2 separate regions of the Homo sapiens genome follow, and region 2 is linked to region 1. Evidence: read pairs that join two places in POLR2A ChIA-PET (ENCODE). Cell type or tissue: OCI-LY7. All regions are shown on one strand.

The links. Peaks named below come from ENCODE experiments on the same cell type or tissue, not always from the same donor. Only the 100,000 strongest peaks of a DNase experiment are listed, where the experiment ranks them.
Region 2: POLR2A ChIA-PET joins it to region 1 with 5 read pairs; 2 of 35 experiments call an interaction of 5 or more read pairs at or near these places.

The regions. Positions count from the first base shown.
Region 1 is chr16:88,551,854-88,554,353 of GRCh38, forward strand. No RefSeq gene overlaps it. Among named protein-coding and RNA genes, the nearest start is that of ZC3H18-DT, 8.9 kb to the right of the region's middle. In OCI-LY7, no CTCF peak of the experiment used is centred here; a DNase peak (open chromatin) is centred at 1,178; H3K4me3 peaks cover 1,057 bases; H3K27ac peaks cover 2,500 bases.
Region 2 is chr16:88,479,021-88,481,520 of GRCh38, forward strand. The region is part of intron 1 of ZFPM1 (zinc finger protein, FOG family member 1); the gene reads left to right. Among named protein-coding and RNA genes, the nearest start is that of MIR5189, 11 kb to the left of the region's middle. RefSeq lists enhancers at 1-673, 1,140-1,640, 1,641-2,141. In OCI-LY7, a CTCF peak has its summit at 628; DNase peaks (open chromatin) are centred at 651, 951 and 1,531; H3K4me3 peaks cover 1,248 bases; H3K27ac peaks cover 988 bases.

The sequences.
Region 1 (2,500 bases):
GTTTTAGTAGAGATGTGTTTTCACTATGTTGGTCAGGCTGGTCTTGGACTTCTAACCTCAAGCAATCCACCTGCCTTAGCCTCCCAAATTGCTGGGATTATAGGCATGAGCCACCACACCAGGCCTGATTTTTTTTATTTATATTTTTTGCAGAGATGGGGGCCTCACTGTGTGCCCAGGCTGGTCTTGGACTGGCTTCAGGCAATACTCCCACCTCAGCCTCCCAAAGTGCTGTGTTTACAGGTGTGAGCCATTGCCCAGCCTCATCACATTTTTTAATGTGCTCATTGGCTGCCGACAGGTGCCAGCTCTGGACTGGGTTTGGTAGAACTGAACCCCGGGCTCAAGCCCAGCTCCTTCCGCTCCTGGCTGAGCTCCTCCTTCTCAGGGCTTCATGTCATTGTTCCTGAAATGAAGGCTGAAAAAGCCCTCTGCCTCCCACAGGGACACAACCTTGTCCAGGGGCTCCACCGCTGGGAAGCCTGGCCTCGCTGATCCTCCGGGTCTGTCTTCCCCGGCAACACACTTGTCCCTGGTCACGCCTGCCTGCCACAGGCTCTGTGGCTCCCAGCCCCACACTCCTGAGCCCTCTGGAAGACACACTGCCCCACACATGACCTTCCACACCCACTGGGCCCACAGGGCCCTGCTCCTCCTGACGCATGCCTCCAGCTGTGGGCTGTTCCAAGTGGCGGGAATGCCCTTCCCGTACTCCTCCATGTCCAAATCCTTCTCGGCACGGAGGGGCTGGGGCAATCTTCCTCTGAAACCCCCTCATTTAGAGGCTGTTTTAGGTTGAGCCGTGTCCCTAGCCCCAGGACCTGTGGATGTGGAACCAGGGTCTTTGCAGAGGTAATGAAGGTAAGATGAAGGGTCACAGCTCTGGGCTGCTGCGGCTTATGTCCTGATAAGGAGAAGGAGACAGAGACACAGAGGAGGGGCTGTATGAAAACGGACAGCGAGAAAGCCACCAGCCAGGAGCTGGAGAGGCAGGAAGGGGCCTCCCTGAGCCCTGCAGGGAGGGCAGCCCTGAGACCTCTTGGTTTCAGATTTGTGGCCTCCAGAGCTTTGAGAGAGTAAATTTCTGTTGTTTTAAGCCTCCCACCTCCCGGCTGGTGGTCACGTGTGACGGGGCAAAAACCGAGCCCCGGACCTCACAGGGGTAGAAACCGAGCCCCAGGCCTCAAGGCTTTGCACCTGGGTTCTTGCTATTTAAGTGCACGCTGCACCTCTGACAGCAGCGGGGAGGCTCCTCCAAGACACAGCTGCGTGGCGGCTCTTTCTCCCACGACACAGCATGGCCAGAGGCCCACAGGACGCCACAGAGGTGGTGCCAGCCGGGCTCCCTGGGCTTTTCATAGACCTGGCATCACAGGTGCCACTAAGAGGAAACATTTTGCCAAGTCCTTCAGATAGTGCTCCCAAGAGCCACGGTCGTTCTACTTTATTTTTCTCAAAGCCACGGTTTCAGGTGAGAGAAGAGTTTTCTCTGTCTCCCTCAAACCTGCCATGAAAAGTGAGTTAATCTGCCAGGCGCGGTGGCTCACGCCTGTAATCCCAGCACTTTGGGAGGTTGAGGCAGGCGGATCACAAGGTCAGGAGATTGAGACCATCCTGGCTAACACAGTGAAACCCCATCTCTACTAAAAATACAAAAAATTAGCCGGGCGCAGTGGCGGGCGTCTGTAGTCCCAGCTACTCGGGAGGCTGAGACAGGAGAATGGCATGAACCCGGAAGGCGGAGCTTGCAGTGAACTGAGATGGCACCATGCACTCCAGCCTGGGTGACAGAGCAAGACTCCATCCCCCCAAAAAAAAAAAAGGAAAAGTGAGTTAATTTCACACTCAGGAGGGACAGCATTGGTCATTTAATAAAGCTGCAGAAGCTTGCCTAACTTCAGTGCAGTAACCAAAATTAACGAGTTTATACACTTTCCATTAAAAGACACTTCGTGTGAATGTAGAGGGGAATGCGTGCCGAGTGGAGATCCACTGCTGTTTTGTGGGATCTGGGGAGGAAGGAGTCAGCCCCGGTGGGTTCCTGCAGGGCTGCCGTCTGCAAGCTCCAGCCAGGGCGGGACGCACGCAGTGCAGAGCTGGGACGGACGCCCGCAGTGCAGAGCTGGGACGGATGCGCAGCTGAAATTCCGGCACTGCCACCTCCTCTCTCTCTGACTTGAGCCTGGGGTAGGGGGATCTTCAGTGAGGTCTGGAAAAAAATGACAGAGATGTTATTGCTTCTGTGAAAACCCCAGTGTGCCTGGGGACATCGGCCCAGGCTCATCACTGGGTCACCGCCGGAGGAAGGCCTCCGCGTTTGCTGGTGGCCTCATCACAAGTATAAAATGTTTACAGCCCCAGCTAGCAGAGAGGTGGGAGCCTGGGCAGGTCACCAGGAAGCCCCGGTCAGGCTGGGGTGCTGGTCTCTGGACGAGGGTCCTGTGGCTGCTGGAACAAAAAACCCCAGAGTTAGTGGCTTGAAACCACACAGCTTCATCCT
Region 2 (2,500 bases), 73 kb before region 1:
GGTAGGCACAGAAGGCGCCGTCTGCTCCGGGCTCTCCCAGGCTCTGCGCCCACTCCCTCAGCTGCCCTAGTGCCTGGAAGTCAGTCTGGCTGCTTGATGGATTGCGCGTGAGGTACTGGCCACTTGGTCCTGAGGGTGTGGGCGGTGAGTCCCGAGTCCCAACCGCGGGGCCGGGCTCCCCACGCAGGTGGTGCTGGGCTGGTGTCGCCAGCAGACCCCACTTTGATGGCGGGGCTGGGCTGCTGCTACCACTGCTCTCTGTGCTTCGGTTTCCCTGCTTGGCGAGATTCACGGGATGAGAGATGCTCCTAGCTGGGCCAGGGGGTGTGGACAGCATCAGCCACTCACCAGGGACCTGGGAGGGCGCCGCTTGGCTGGAGGTCATGCTGTAGACTCAACTCGGGTCAGCCTGGGGGACCCAGGCCCTCTGCAATGGCTCACCACGGCCCCCAGACCCAGCCTGGGCCCCAGTCACCTTGCGCTCCCATAGCGTGGCCTCAACAGAGCGAGCGGGGCCGTCCCCGTCTCCTCTCTGTCCCCACCGTGGCCCAAGCTGCCCGCTGCCCAGCTGGTGGGAAAGTCTGAATCTGTTGCTATTTTCTGTCTGTTATCAGGGCCTTATCTGGCCGCTGTGTGCCGCCAGAGGCCAGGTTCTCCCTCCTGGCAATGCTGTGACCCCCCCCCACCCACCTGCTACCCAGGGCCAGCAAGACCAGGAGGCCAGCCCTGGGGGTCTTTCTCTTCTGCCTCCCCAGCCCCACCCCTCTCCCATCTCCCCATCCCATCCTCTGCCCCGACCTGTGCCCCTCTCCGCTCCCCTCCCCGTCCCTCCCTCCCCCCCGCTGCCACCCCCGCAGTACTTCCTCCCCCAGCCCTGGCCTTCACCCACTCACACCCCCCGCCGAAGGAGGAAGATGGGGCACGTCCCTGCAGAGTAGAAACAGTGACAGCAGCTGTGGTGACAACCTCACATCTGCGCCCAGCGCCCACTGCCAACACCTGGCTGAGTCCTAACGCCAGCCTTTGGCAAGACAGTTTGATCCGCTGAAACCAGGCTCAGGGAGAAGCCGCCTGCCCTGTGCCAGCCTCAGCTCCTGCTGTTCCTTTCTCCTGGAGCGCTTTTCCCTGGACCCGGTGCTGGCAGCCTCCTCCTCTCCCCATCCAGATTGCCACCCACTTGCTACTTCCTCCAGGAAGCCTTCCTGGATGGCACCTCTGACTCTTTCCTGTGGTGCTCACACTGGCATCTTCCACTTTTTGGGGGATGGGGCTGGTCACTGCAGGATCTCTGGCACCTCGTGAGGGTGGGGCACGCCAAGGGCTCAGGAAGGGGAAAGGAGCCAGCGAAAGCGAAGGAGGAAGAAGTGAGTGTGTGAGGGGACGGGTGAGTGAGGGAGCGGATGAAAGAGTGAAGGAAAGAGCCGTGGTGCTGGTGGGGGAGGAGCGGGGCCGTGTGGCTGCCAGTGGTCACCCGCCCCACCAGCTGCTCACATGGGGCCTGGGCAGGCACCTGCACCTCCACTTCCTCCCCTCTAGACCAAGAATGAGAGAACTCCCAAGAGAGGCCAGCATAGGCGCCTGTGTCCCCTGCAGGCACCCACTGGGGACTTAGGCTCATCTCAAACACTGAGCCGGAGCAGGGTGCTCCCTGGGCCAGGGCCCTGGTTTTCAGAAGGCTTGCCCAAGGTCACAGAGCCAGGGGCACCGCAGGGGCCTCCCCAGGGGCCTCAGACTCCTCATCCACAGCCCCCATCTGCGCCCCACCTGGCATGTCCACCCTGGGGCCCACAGTCTGGGGGATGCCCCCCTCTCCTCAGCGACTGGCTCCAGCTTTCCGCAAGACAGTCGTTCAAAGGAGCCCCCCAGCGCCTCGCCATCAAAGCCGGGAGGGGCCACCTTAATCGTCGGTGTGGGGACTTGGAAGGGAGCTGGGATCATCCCGCTGCACAGAGCCAGCTCCATAATTCAGTTTTAAAGCATGAAAAAAGGGAGTTGATGAAATTCCGCTATCAGCGCCAAGCCAATATGCAAAATATCTCACCCCCAATCAAATAGCTATTATGTTTTCATTTCCATTTCGGCGTCCGGCTTAATGAGCAGGAGACGGATGGGCGCACGGGTGTCTGCTGGCTGTGATAACCAAGGGGCTCCGGGCACCACAGGGGCTGAGCCCAGTGCTGCCCTGGCCGCCAATGACCACAGCCATAGCCCGTGGACACCTCCAGGCAGGTGCAGCCTTGGCCACTGACCTCTGCCAGGCCAGGCAATGGGGCTGACATCACCCTCACTGCAGGTGGTCCCAGGGCGAGGGAGGCGTGGGGTCCGTGTCTGGCTCGGGGAAGGGCTACGTGCTGGGTGCAGGTCTGAAACCCAGCCCCAAGTTCCTGTCCCACCACCCCCACCCCCACCACCGCTGCCTCCTCGCCGGGGGCCGTGGACAGGGCAGCTCGCAAGTCGGCCTTGCTGGGCCTTGGTTTACTCACCTGTAAAGTGGGAATGA